2 separate regions of the Homo sapiens genome follow, and region 2 is linked to region 1. The links are chromatin contacts, found by Hi-C or POLR2A ChIA-PET in ENCODE. All regions are on one chromosome and are shown on one strand. Each heading gives the region's core, a stretch centred on a gene start or an enhancer-like site at or near the end of the contact. The rest is flanking DNA. Distances are from core to core; before and after follow the strand shown. Region 1 holds the start of GP5 (glycoprotein V platelet). Region 2 holds the start of TMEM44 (transmembrane protein 44).

Region 1 (6,883 bases), core at 2,144-4,643:
TCTTTATTCATTTGTTTGCTTTTTAGTGACATGAATACTGCCCTTTGTGGATTTATTTTCCTGCCTAATAATACTTCCCCATTTCCTTCTTTTTTTTTTTTAAAAAAAACTGGATTTTGAAGGAAATAAGAACAACATTCTGCATATCATGCCATGTGTGTGAGCATCCTGGGGAAACCCCACAGTCGGATGCAGTGTAGAGCCAAATGTTAAATGCGAGGAGGTCTGAGGGCAATGGTGAAATGAAATAGAAGAGTAGGGACTTATAATCTATTAATAGTTGGGAGAATCAAACCAAAAGCTAATACCATGGAGAGAGAAAATGGTTGTAAAAATCCCAGAGAAGACAGGACCTTTGTGTGTGGGTGGGAGTTGTTTCCATGGAGCTCAGCTCCGGGAGACACGGAGCCCCTGCTAGGGAATATGTGGCTGGCTGTGGTGTGATGAATTCGGGGGGTGAGGGCCTGCCTGCCTTTAGCTCAAGTTCTTAACAGTCGCTATGGTTTGTGCGGCATGTGTGATCCTGTCCCCACAGCCTGCTGGTGTGGGCACAGTTCTGCATGTCTCTCCTTCCGCTGTATCACTGCCAAGGGACAGGGAGTCCTAGGGGCTTGAGTGAGACTGTCCGTGGTCCAAGTTGGGGTGTGGTTGCTCCCTGCTGTGCCCGGCCCACTGAGTCTCCCTCAGAGGAAAAAGGCTTATCTCACCCAGGCACAGACCTGCTTTTGAATAGCCAAGCCCCTTAAGCCAGGTAACTGTTTTACAGCAGACTTCTGACCTGGTAATGGATACAGAATCTTAAGACTTGGAAGCACTGGAGCTGTCAACTTCCTTGCTCCAAATACTTCTCATTACCTCATCAACTTGCTCAGTGGATGGACTAAGAGTGTTCCCCCACTCTGCAACTGCCATACCTACTTTTCCCTTCCTGGACAATCAAAGTGTCTTCCTAAGGGACAAAATGTAGAGGCCATTCTGACTGGAGGTTTTCCTGGGGAAATAGGCTAAAGAAGGGCCACAGGAATTTGAGCCATCGGCATCTTACTCTGTTTCACAGCTCGCCTTCCCAGTCTGTCATGTTGGCTCCCTGGCAATTTCATGGGCAAGGGGGCGGGGAGGCTTTCACTCGATGTGCCTATGCATGACGGACTTACCAGGTCACCAGTGTAGCAGTTCAGGGCTCTGGAGTTGCATTCCTTGATCGGAACTGAAAGACCTCCCGCGATACCTGGCAGAGGCAGTGGCTCTTCCCTGTGGTCCAGGGCTGCGTGACTTTGAAGGTAATTTCAGTCAACCCAGCCTTTACTGGGCTCTGACTGCATTAGGCTGCATCAAAGGGGATTGGATCCCATGATTCTTTATATCTTCTGACATTAAGCCTTTGTCAGCTATAGGTGTTACAAATATCTTTAGTTTGTGGTTTATCTTTTCCCCTTTTTTATGGTGTCTTGAAGGATAGAAGTCTTTTTTTTTTTTTTTTTTTTTTTTATTGATCATTCTTGGGTGTTTCTCGCAGAGGGGGATTTGGCAGGGTCATAGGACAACAGTGGAGGGAAGGTCAGCAGATAAACAAGTGAACAAAGGTCTCTGGTTTTCCTAGGCAGAGGACCCTGCGGCCTTCCGCAGTGTTTGTGTCCCTGGGTACTTGAGATTAGGGAGTGGTGATGACTCTTAACGAGCATGCTGCCTTCAAGCATCTGTTTAACAAAGCACATCTTGCACCGCCCTTAATCCATTTAACCCTGAGTGGACACAGCACATGTTTCAGAGAGCACAGGGTTGGGGATAAGGTCACAGATCAACAGGATCCCAAGGCAGAAGAATTTTTCTTAGTACAGAACAAAATGAAAAGTCTCCCATGTCTACTTCTATCCACACAGACCCGGCAACCATCCGATTTCTCAATTTTTTCCCCACCCTTCCCGCCTTTCTATTCCACAAAACTGCCATTGTCATCATGGCCCATCCCCAATGAGCCGCTAGGCACACCTCCCAGACGGGGTCGTGGCCGGGCAGAGGGGCTCCTCACTTCCCAGTAGGGGCGGCCGGGCAGAAGCGCCCCCCACCTCCCGGATGGGGCGGCTGGCCGGGCAGAGGGGTCCTCACTTCCCAGTAGGGGCGGCCGGGCAGAGGCGCCCCTCACCTCCCGGATGGGGCGGCCGGCCGGGCGGGGGGCTGACCCCCCCACCTCCCTCCCGGACAGGGCGGCTGGCCGGAAGTCTTAATGCAGACAGCATTATCAGTGTGTTCAAAAGACACGTAGACACGTTTTGCCTATAGACAAATGGGCAAAAGGAAACCCAGCTTTCTCAAATGAAGCACAAGTGGGCCTTAATTATGTGAAAAGGTGTTCAAGTTCATCATTAAACAGGGAAAGGAAAAGTTAAAATCATGCTGAGATATCTTTCATAGAAATGGCAAAAAGCAGGAAGTGCCACGTGTGGGCAGAGAGGAAGCACAGGAACTCTCACAAATGGCAGGTGTCATCGTAGACCAACACAACCACTTTGGAGAGCAGTTTGACTTTCCCCAGTTAAACTGAACATGTGAGCGGCCGGGCGTGGTGGCTCATGCCTGTAATCCCAGCAGTTTGGGAGGCCGAGGCGGGCGGATTGCCTGAGCTCAGGAGTTCAAGACCAGCCAGGGCAACACGGTAAAACCCCGTCTCTACTAAAATACAAAAAATTAGCTGGGCGTGATGGTGTGTGCCTGTAATCCCAGCTACTTGTGAGGCCGAGGCAGGAGAATTGCTTGAACCAGGGAGCAGGAGGTTGCAGTGAGCCGAGATCGCACCACTGCACCCCAGCCTGGGCGACAGAGTCCCCCTCCCCCACCAAAAAAACAACAAGTGAGCATCCTGCAACCTAGCAATGCCATTGTTGAACAAGTTCAAAGATGTTCTTAGCCTTATTAGTCCCAAAAGGAAGAAAAAAATGGAGGATTTGAGAATGTTCTTAGCTTTATTGCTAAGCGGAGAAAGAAAAACAACACATACCAAAAAAAAAAAAAAAAAAAAAAAAAAAAAAAAAAAAAACCTGGGTGGGAAATTAGGGCCATGTGGCATGAAAAGGAAGACCCAGGGGAAGTGTGGCCCATCTAGGGGTGTGGCTACTGCAGTGATCCAGCTGTATCACTGAACTTCCCTGGCATCATAGAGTTATATTGTGCCATTTATGGAAAAACTCTCCCCACTGCTCTTGGCTTTGACAGTAGGAATCAGGTTATATATGGTCTCTCGGTTTGAAGATATTTGTCATTAAAAACCAGAACAAGGGCTCTGAGATAGGGTCCTTTCCTGACCTACTCTGGTAAAGTCTTTATCCTCAGGATGCAAGGATACCACCCTCTTCCTGTGGAAAGTGTCGAATCACATGCAGAGCTCTAAGTCTTTCAGTTACTTTGGAGTGCAGAACCATTTCAGGTAAGGCCAAATATTTTAAACATTAGTATAGGAAATTAGAGGGCTCTTTAGTCTGTGTGTGCATGAGAAGTAAAATTGCACGAGAAGCAATTTATGTAAAATTTCGCTTAGGAAACATTGTTTTGGCAGGTTAGTAGTATGGTGTGCATTTCCCAGAAAATTCAGTGCCGTGAGTATTACCTTTAGTTAAGCATCTTAGAAATAGTAGCTCTTTATGGCTAAGTCAGAAATACTACCCTCAAATTCTATGTGACCCTAGTTATACTGTTGAGCCTTTCTGTGCCTCTGTGCCTTCATCCTTGAATCGGGGATAATATACTTACCTCCTAAGGTTATTGTAAGGATTAAATGCATGTAGTATAAATAAAGAGCTGAGAACAATGCATGGCGTAAAGTGATAGGTATTATTATATGCTTTTGTTGGCTGTTGATTGAAGGTGTTCGCTGTTTTGGGGGTGTCCTTTAATAGAGTAACTTGGTACTGTGGAAATAGCATGATTGTGAGCAAAAGAATCAGATGGTGGTGGCTGCAGACTTTGCTGTTCCCTTCTTGACTGTTGGTTATAGCCAATGCAGGGTAAGTTATAAAGTCAAGAGCAGAGCCGTTTTCACAATGGACATTGCTTTGTGATGTCTGTGAGCTTGAATGTGAGAATGATTATTTTAATTCTCTATGTAAGGACTTTAAAGTATTGGCTATTCGGTAGCTTGAAAACTCTGTAATCTCAATGCTTTAAACTGAGAGTGGAAAATCAATAAAGCAAAAGCATGAGGCCACGCAGTGTAGAATGAGTGTCTTTTCACCACGTAGGGAAATCTGTAGTCCTAAGAAAAGAGGGAGTGAGAATTCTGGCGAAAGGATTGTGCCTCTGCACAAAGTGCAGGATCCCAGGGTTCAGTACAGGCGCGAACGCTCCTGTGTGTTGACCACACTCCCACGGTTGCTTTTTCAGACATGCTGAGGGGGACTCTACTGTGCGCGGTGCTCGGGCTTCTGCGCGCCCAGCCCTTCCCCTGTCCGCCAGCTTGCAAGTGTGTCTTCCGGGACGCCGCGCAGTGCTCGGGGGGCGACGTGGCGCGCATCTCCGCGCTAGGCCTGCCCACCAACCTCACGCACATCCTGCTCTTCGGAATGGGCCGCGGCGTCCTGCAGAGCCAGAGCTTCAGCGGCATGACCGTCCTGCAGCGCCTCATGATCTCCGACAGCCACATTTCCGCCGTTGCCCCCGGCACCTTCAGTGACCTGATAAAACTGAAAACCCTGAGGCTGTCGCGCAACAAAATCACGCATCTTCCAGGTGCGCTGCTGGATAAGATGGTGCTCCTGGAGCAGTTGTTTTTGGACCACAATGCGCTAAGGGGCATTGACCAAAACATGTTTCAGAAACTGGTTAACCTGCAGGAGCTCGCTCTGAACCAGAATCAGCTCGATTTCCTTCCTGCCAGTCTCTTCACGAATCTGGAGAACCTGAAGTTGTTGGATTTATCGGGAAACAACCTGACCCACCTGCCCAAGGGGTTGCTTGGAGCACAGGCTAAGCTCGAGAGACTTCTGCTCCACTCGAACCGCCTTGTGTCTCTGGATTCGGGGCTGTTGAACAGCCTGGGCGCCCTGACGGAGCTGCAGTTCCACCGAAATCACATCCGTTCCATCGCACCCGGGGCCTTCGACCGGCTCCCAAACCTCAGTTCTTTGACGCTTTCGAGAAACCACCTTGCGTTTCTCCCCTCTGCGCTCTTTCTTCATTCGCACAATCTGACTCTGTTGACTCTGTTCGAGAACCCGCTGGCAGAGCTCCCGGGGGTGCTCTTCGGGGAGATGGGGGGCCTGCAGGAGCTGTGGCTGAACCGCACCCAGCTGCGCACCCTGCCCGCCGCCGCCTTCCGCAACCTGAGCCGCCTGCGGTACTTAGGGGTGACTCTGAGCCCGCGGCTGAGCGCGCTTCCGCAGGGCGCCTTCCAGGGCCTTGGCGAGCTCCAGGTGCTCGCCCTGCACTCCAACGGCCTGACCGCCCTCCCCGACGGCTTGCTGCGCGGCCTCGGCAAGCTGCGCCAGGTGTCCCTGCGCCGCAACAGGCTGCGCGCCCTGCCCCGTGCCCTCTTCCGCAATCTCAGCAGCCTGGAGAGCGTCCAGCTCGACCACAACCAGCTGGAGACCCTGCCTGGCGACGTGTTTGGGGCTCTGCCCCGGCTGACGGAGGTCCTGTTGGGGCACAACTCCTGGCGCTGCGACTGTGGCCTGGGGCCCTTCCTGGGGTGGCTGCGGCAGCACCTAGGCCTCGTGGGCGGGGAAGAGCCCCCACGGTGCGCAGGCCCTGGGGCGCACGCCGGCCTGCCGCTCTGGGCCCTGCCGGGGGGTGACGCGGAGTGCCCGGGCCCCCGGGGCCCGCCTCCCCGCCCCGCTGCGGACAGCTCCTCGGAAGCCCCTGTCCACCCAGCCTTGGCTCCCAACAGCTCAGAACCCTGGGTGTGGGCCCAGCCGGTGACCACGGGCAAAGGTCAAGATCATAGTCCGTTCTGGGGGTTTTATTTTCTGCTTTTAGCTGTTCAGGCCATGATCACCGTGATCATCGTGTTTGCTATGATTAAAATTGGCCAACTCTTTCGAAAATTAATCAGAGAGAGAGCCCTTGGGTAAACCAATGGGAAAATCTTCTAATTACTTAGAACCTGACCAGATGTGGCTCGGAGGGGAATCCAGACCCGCTGCTGTCTTGCTCTCCCTCCCCTCCCCACTCCTCCTCTCTTCTTCCTCTTCTCTCTCACTGCCACGCCTTCCTTTCCCTCCTCCTCCCCCTCTCCGCTCTGTGCTCTTCATTCTCACAGGCCCGCAACCCCTCCTCTCTGTGTCCCCCGCCCGTTCCTGGAAACTGAGCTTGACGTTTGTAAACTGTGGTTGCCTGCCTTCCCCAGCTCCCACGCGGGTGTGCGCTGACACTGCCGGGGGCGCTGGACTGTGTTGGACCCATCCGTGCTCCGCTGTGCCTGGCTTGGCGTCTGGTGGAGAGAGGGGCCTCTTCAGTGTCTACTGAGTAAGGGGACAGCTCCAGGCCGGGGCCTGTCTCCTGCACAGAGTAAGCCGGTAAATGTTTGTGAAATCAATGCGTGGATAAAGGAACACATGCCATCCAAGTGATGATGGCTTTTCCTGGAGGGAAAGGATAGGCTGTTGCTCTATCTAATTTTTTGTTTTTGTTTTTGGACAGTCTAGCTCTGTGGCCCAGGCTGGCGTGCAGTGGGCCGTCTCAGTTCACTGCAGCCTCCGCCTCCCAGGTTCAAGTGATTCTCATGCCTCAGCGTTCTGAGTAGCTGGGATTAGAGGCGTGTGCCACTACACCCGGCTAATTTTTGTACTTTTTAAAGTAGAGACGGGGCTTTGCCATATTGGCCTGGCTGATCTCAAACTCCTGGTCTTGAACTCCTGGCCACAAGTGATCTGCCCGCCTTGGCCTCCCAAAGTGC
Region 2 (7,045 bases), core at 425-2,924, 230 kb before region 1:
ACAGTAACTGCCAGTGGGCCGGGTTCTTTTCAGATGGGGGTGATGAAAATGTTCTAAAAGTAGACAGTGATGTTGGTTGCACAACGCTATGGATACACTAAAAACTGCTGAATTGTACATTTTATTTTTTGTTTTGTTTTGAGATGGAGTCTTGCTCTGTCGCCCAGGCTGGAGTGCAGTGGCGCCATCTCAGCTCACAGCAATCTCCGCCTCCCAGGTTCAAGCAGTTCTCCTGCCTCAGTCTCCCGAGTAGCTGGGATTACAGGCGCCTGCCATCATGCCTGGCTAATTTTTGTGTTTTTAGTAGAGATGGGGTTTCACCATGTTGGCCAGGGTGGTCTCAAACTCCTGACCTCAAGTGATCCACCTGCCTCGGCCTCCCAAAGTGCTGGGATTACAGGCGCGCACCACCATGCCCGGCTAATTTTTGTATTTTTAGTAGAGACAGTGTTTCACCATGTTGGCCAGGCCGGTCTTGAGCTCCTGACCTCAAGTGATCCGCCTGCCTCAGCCTCCCAAAGTGCAGGGACTACAGTTGTGAGCCACCGTGCCTGGCCAGAATTGTACATTTTAAAAGTACTATGTAGGCTGGATGTGGTGGCTCACACCTGTAATCCCAGCACTTTAAGAGGCTGAGGAGGGCAGATCACGAGGTCAGGAGTTTAAGACCAGCCTGGCCAACATGGTGAAACACCGTCTCTACTAAAAATACAAAAATTACTCGGGTGTGGTGGCGGGCACCTGTAGTCCCAGCTACTTGGGAGGCGGAGGCAGGAGAATTGCTTGAACCTGGGAGGCGGAGGCTGCAGGGAGCTGAGATCGCACCATTGCATTCCAGCCTGGGCAACAGAGTGAGACTCTGTCTCAAAAAAAAAAAAAAAAAAAAAGACTATGCTTATGGCATATAAATAATATCTAAATAAAGCTGTAGTTTTTGAAAATTAAAAAAGATTTTTTTTCTTTTTTTCAATCCTGCTCCTTCTATAGAAATATTGTTTTCAAGTCATGTCTTGCTTTAAACAAACCTACTAAAATCAATAAGGAGATTTAAAAATTACAATAATAGTTTACTCTCAAGAAAAACAGCCCTGTGTACTTGAACTGTGCGGTGTGTGGCTGGACAGGAGGCGGCCGGTTGCAGAGATAACCAGCTCTTGGCTGCGGGGCCGTGGGCTAGGATGACATCCAGGAGCAGGGCTTGGGCGACTGCCTGGGGGCGGAGGGTGCCGTTGGCAGCTTCAGAAAGGAGAGTGAGAGGCAGATGTGGGGGTATTTGTTCTCCGGCACGTTTGTTTCCTCCTTCCTGGTCTTGCACCCCACCCTTTTTACTGCGCCCTGTCGGCGATCAGGACCACGCCCCCTTCACCTCGGGATCCCAGCACCCATGCGCTTCAGCAGCGCAACTAATTGCTGTTGGCTCAGGAAATGTGGACAATACGCAGGAAGGGACGCCGTGCCTTACAGCGACCGGCAGGGACTCGGCCGTCCGCGAGCCCAGCCGCCCGCCCCGCTCCGGCCAGGATGTTGGAGGTGGGTGACCGCGAAGAGGTCGGCGGGGGGCGGGGGCCGCAGTCTTTGTGCGCGCGCAGCTCCCGGCTCCCGCCGCTGGGGGGCGGCCTCCGCCCTGCCGACCCCCGACAATAGCGCGAGGGGTGGGGAGCGCGCGGTCCCGGAAACTTTTCCCCGGCGCCTTCGCCGCCGCCGCCCGCGCCCGGGAGCGCGCCCTTCTCTGCCCGCGGTCGGTGCGCTCGGCCGGAGGCGCCGCGGCGGAACGGAACCCAGAGAAGGGCACGCGGGGCGGCGGCGCTCGGGGCTTGCCCGCGGCGAGGGAGGCTGCGCCCAGGTCCCCGGCCCCGCGCCGCGCGCCCAGCCGCGCCATGGGGGAGGCGCCCAGCCCCGCGCCCGCGCTCTGGGACTGGGACTACCTGGACCGCTGCTTCGCCCGCCACCGCGTCTGCATCTCCTTCGGCCTGTGGATCTGCGCCTCCTCCTGCTGGATCGCCGCCCACGCGCTGTAATGGGGCCACGGGTCGGGGGGCTGTCGGGCGGGGAAACGGGCGCCAATCCCCTGCTGCTCCCTCTCGGAAACCTAGAGGAGGGGGCGGAAAGGGGGATGAAGGAGATGGCTCAGTAATAGGATCCAATGGAACATTGCTCTGTAGACTGAAGTGGGATCTTCTTTCCGGATCCCACGCACAGGGAAGCTGGGCTGTGAGCCAAAGGGAGGAGGCTGGGTGGTGCAGCGGATGGGGCCCCGAGGACACCGCGAGCCCTGGGTGCTATTGTCAGCCCTTCGCCATTGACTCGCAGTGTGACCTGGGCAAGCTCCAGAACCTCTCTGGGCCTCCTATGACCGGAGATAATACCTCATAGGATGATGGGAGGATTCGATGAATCAGTACCGTTAAAGCACTTAGTAAATGCTCATTAAACATCATTTGTATTGCTCCAGCTAGGCCACCAACTCTTAGGACCTTGGCAAGTCCCTTGATGTTTCTGGCCTCAGTTTACCCAAAGTCCTCTTAGGTGGGAAGGGAGGTAGTGATATGATCCAGCTGGCCTGTCTTTGCCCTGGTCTGTCCAGCACCTGGACTGGTTTGTCCAGATGCCCACGGTAGCCTAAGTTCTAAGAGTGAATCTCCAGGTCCTCAGCCGCTCTGTCCTAGGCATGGAAATCCACTAGCAGTGCTCAGGATGGTGCCGCCCAAGCATTCCCTGGCAGGGGAGAAAGGACCAGCACCCCTGGGAGAGGTTAGAACTGTCTCCCTGTAGGCACTCAGTGGATATTCTCCTAAGGCGTTTGGTCGTATTGCAGAGATTCTGCAGCCCCACTACCCAGTACTGCAATACAAATAAAAAGACGCCTAGAACATTTACTGTAGGCCCAGTGTTGCATTCATTAACTCATTCAATGCCTGCCACTCACAATATCAGCACCAGGAGGTAGGTGCTGTTACCCCCACTTTCTGTAGGGAACCCTGAGGTTCTGAGAGGTTAAATAACTTGTCTGAGTGAAAGGAAAGAACCAAAACCCCAGATCCTATTGGAAAGGGGCAGGCTGGTAAGAGAGATTAAACTGTTCAGATCAGAGGCTGGAAACTAACAAGGCGCTGGACACGCATTATCCTTTTGTTCCTCACAGTTGTCCTCAGACCAGCACTGTTAGGCACTTTGCCAACCTTGGAGGGGTTAAGAGTGAGCCTCTGCTTCTCACCCTGCCTGGGATCTGGACATACCCATTTGTTTTCAGGGCCTTGCCATCCCTGAACCTCCCCTGCTCCCCTTTCTCTTAGAAGAATGTGTCTTCGGAGTGGTGTGTGGGCTGGGTTAAGGTCAGCTGGCACCCTGGCCCCAAGAGCTGGGGAAGTGGCTGAGAACAACAGGGTACGGAGCAAAGCCCCCGCGTGTGAAGCCAGAAGACCACCATTAACTCACCTTCTCACCAGAGGCCTCAGTTTTGTCCTCTCAAATGGGAGGGTTGATATAAATTATTTCTAATTGGGGTCCGCCTCTGGGAGTCTCCAATTTAAGAATCTCCACTCCTTGGTCTTCAATTGGTTTTAGGAGCCCAGGGCCCAGACTGAAGTTGATGTTGCCACTGTGAGCTTCAGGCTTGGGCCAGCAGGTCAGGAAATGTTTAGAAAGCCAAGAGCCCTCTGTACTCATCCACCATTCCCAAGGACAGGCGCTCAGAATCAGCTAAATCGTCCTAAGGATGTGGAATGAGCACCACCCTCTGCTGAGTGGAAATGAAGCCAGCGCTGCCACCCTGTCTCGGTGTCTCCAGAGAAATGTAGCAAGGAGGCAGGTACGACAATGTATTTCAGAGGCCCTATCAGTGACGCCGATAGAAACAGCCAGCCCCTTCGGAAGGCAGGTACGACAACATATTTCAGAGGCCCTATCAGTGACGCTGAGGGAAACAGCCAGCCCCTTCGGGAGGCAGGTATGACAACGTATTTCAGAGGCCCTATCGGTGACGCCAATAGAAACAGCCAGCCCCTTCGGGAGGCACGTGCGACAACGTATTATTTCAGAGGCCCTATCAGTGATGCCGACGGAAACAGCCAGCCCCTTCGGGAGGCAGGTACAACAGCGTATTATTTCAGAGGCCCTATCAGTGATGCCGACGGAAACAGCCAGCCCCTCCAGGAGGCATGTGCGACAACGTATTTCAGAGGCCCCATCAGTGACGCTGACGGAAACAGCCAGCCCCTTCGGGAGGCAGGTACGACAGCGTATTATTTCAGAGGCCCTATCAGTGATGCCGACGGAAACAGCCAGCCCCTCCAGGAGGCACGTGCGACAACGTATTTCAGAGGCCCCATCAGTGACGCCGACGGAAACAGCCAGCCCCTTCGGGAGGCAGGTACGACAGCGTATCATTTCAGGGGCCCTATCAGTGACGCCGATGGAAACAGCCAGCCCCTTCTGGAGGCAGGTACGACAGCATACTATTTCAGGGGCCCTATCAGTGACGCCGATGGAAACAGCCAGCCCCTTCGGGAGGCAGGTACGACAGCGTATCATTTCAGGGGCCCTATCAGTGACGCCGATGGAAACAGCCAGCCCCTTCTGGAGGCAGGTACGACAGCATACTATTTCAGGGGCCCTATCAGTGACGCCGATGGAAACAGCCAGCCCCTTCGGGAGGCAGTACGACAGCGTATTATTTCAGGGGCCCTATCAGTGATGCCGACGGAAACAGCCAGCCCCTTCGGGAGGCAGGTACGACAGCGTATCATTTCAGGGGCCCTATCAGTGACGCCGATGGAAACAGCCAGCCCCTTCTGGAGGCAGGTACGACAGCATACTATTTCAGGGGCCCTATCAGTGACGCCGATGGAAACAGCCAGCCCCTTCGGGAGGCAGTACGACAGCGTATTATTTCAGGGGCCCTATCAGTGACGCCGATGGAAACAGCCAGCCCCTTCGGGAAGCAGGTACGACAGCGTATTATTTCAGGGGCCCTATCAGTGACGCCGATGGAAACAGCCAGCCCCTTCGGGAGGCAGGTACGACAGCGTATTATTTCAGGGACCCTATCAGTGACGCCGATGGAAACAGCCAGCCCCTTCTGGAGGCAGGTACGACAGCATACTATTTCAGGGGCCCTATCAGTGACGCCGATGGAAACAGCCAGCCCCTTCGGGAGGCAGTACGACAGCGTATTATTTCAGGGGCCCTATCAGTGACGCCGATGGAAACAGCCAGCCCCTTCGGGAGGCAGGTACGACAGCGTATTATTTCAGGGGCCCTATCAGTGACGCCGATGGAAACAGCCAGCCCCTCCGGGAGGCAGGTACGACAGCGTATTATTTCAGGGGCCCTATCAGTGACGCCGATGGAAACAGCCAGCCCCTCCGGGAGGCAGGTACGACAGCGTATTATTTCAGGGGCCCTGTCAGTGACGCCGATGGAAACAGCCAGCCCCTTCGGGAGGCAGGTACGACAACGTGTTTCAGAGGCCCTATCAGGGACGCCGATAGAAACAGCCAGCCCCTTCAGGAGGCATGTACGACAATGTATTTCAGAGGCCCTATCAGTGACGCCGATAGATACAGCCAGCCCCTTCGGGAGGCATGTACAACAACGTATTTCAGAGGCCCTATCAGTGACGCTGATAGAAACAGCCAGCCCCTTCCTGCCCTTCCGTGCATCTTCTCCAGTGGATATGGACTGGGGAGGGGCTGTAAGGGGAGAAGTGGCTGTGGGGGCGCTGAGGGAGGGACAGCTCCAAGTGCCAAAAGGGCTCTGTGTTTAAAGAACATGGACACAGGCCAGCAGAAGCCAGGCTGCCCCACTTCACAGATGGTTTAGAAGAATTTCGTTTGAATTTATTTCAGAGAAACAAGTTGTCTTTTTAATTCAGGCAATTAACTGTGCTCTGCAGTTATCTGCAGTGGTTGGGTTGCTTTTTTTTTTTTTTGAGACGGAGTCTCGCTTTGTCACCCAGGCTGGAGTGCAATGGTGTGATCTTGGCTCACTGCAACCTCTGCCTCCTGGGTTCAAGCAATTCTCTTGCCTCAGCCTCCGGAGTAGCTGGGATTACAGGCGCACGCCACCACACCCGGCTAATTTTTGTATTTTTAGTAGGGGCGGGGTTTCACCATGTTGGCCAGGATGGTCTCGAACTCCTGACCTCAGAGGATCCTCCTGCCTCGGCCTCCCAAACTGCTGGGATTACAGGTGTGAGCCACCATACCCAGCCTGAGTTACTTTTATAACCCTCCTGTTTCCTTTTCAAAAAATAAAACCCGATGGCTGCTTTTTCAGTGCTAGGTGGGGGGTCATCAAATGGAGCCGTCCTGATTTGGAGTCGGAAAGTAAAATTCCTCTTCCTCCAAAGAGGCGGTGTCTTCACATCTCACGAGGTCTAGCTCCTGCCATGGGCATCTGGACAGGCGGCTCTGGAGTCTTCTGATTGGTTCCCATCTGTAAACTCAGTTCAAAAACACGTCCTAAATACCTCGGGCAGAAAGAGCTCCCTGACGATGCGGGGTCACAGTTGCCCTTTTTAGATACATGCGTTTGGGTCCAAACTCACAGTTGCTGTGTTCTGTCCACACCCCTGTCACCCCAGGCTTCTCTATCTGAGATGTGCACAGAAACCCAGACAGGACCAGTCGGCACTGTGTGCTGCGTGCTGCCTCCTGACCAGTCTGTGTGACACCGTCGGGGCTCTTCTGGCCAGACAGCTCACAATCCAGGTATGTTGGGCCTCCAGCTGACAGTGGCTTAGGCCAGCACTAAGGGAGGCCTGGCCTTTCTCTCTGCTGCAGCCGTGGTGGCTTTTGTCTTGTTGCTGCAACATGCATAGCACAGTGTCACCTCAGAACCTGTGCCTGGCTGTTCCTTCTGCCCCCCTCAGAGGCTCTTGTTCCCAATATCCACTTGGCTGCCTGCTTAGTCCTTCACGTCTTTGCTCAAAAGTCACTTCTCACGGCCAGGAGCAGTGGCTCACACTGTAATCAACACTTTGGGAGGCCGAGGCAGGCCTCTAAATAGATTAGAATAAGGGAATCCAGAACACTGGTGGAAGAGG

Evidence for each region. A loop is a pair of places that touch in the nucleus more often than their neighbours do. ChIA-PET counts read pairs that join two places held with the same protein, here RNA polymerase II (POLR2A). Pooled maps may share reads with other maps.
Region 2: a loop to region 1 is called in a pooled map, with 6 times the contacts of the local background. The contact joins the promoter of TMEM44 here to the promoter of GP5 in region 1. A Hi-C loop is called at or near these places in 8 of 50 pooled maps. POLR2A ChIA-PET finds 5 or more read pairs at or near these places in 7 of 52 experiments (A673, H1, HepG2 and 4 more).

The regions. Positions count from the first base shown.
Region 1 is chr3:194,395,776-194,402,658 of GRCh38, reverse strand. GP5 (glycoprotein V platelet) reads left to right here and starts at 3,393. Exons shown (of 2, transcript NM_004488.2): 1 at 3,393-3,421; 2 at 4,375-6,883. The coding sequence starts at 4,377. The coding sequence ends at 6,059. RefSeq lists enhancers at 1,457-2,009, 2,010-2,563 and a silencer at 5,443-5,492.
Region 2 is chr3:194,628,048-194,635,092 of GRCh38, reverse strand. It overlaps TMEM44 (transmembrane protein 44), which reads left to right and starts at 1,674. Exons shown (of 10, transcript NM_001011655.3): 1 at 1,674-2,014; 2 at 6,584-6,710. The coding sequence starts at 1,878. TMEM44-AS2 (TMEM44 antisense RNA 2) reads right to left here and starts at 2,165. Exons shown (of 2, transcript NR_186047.1): 1 at 1,926-2,165. RefSeq lists a silencer at 1,476-1,905.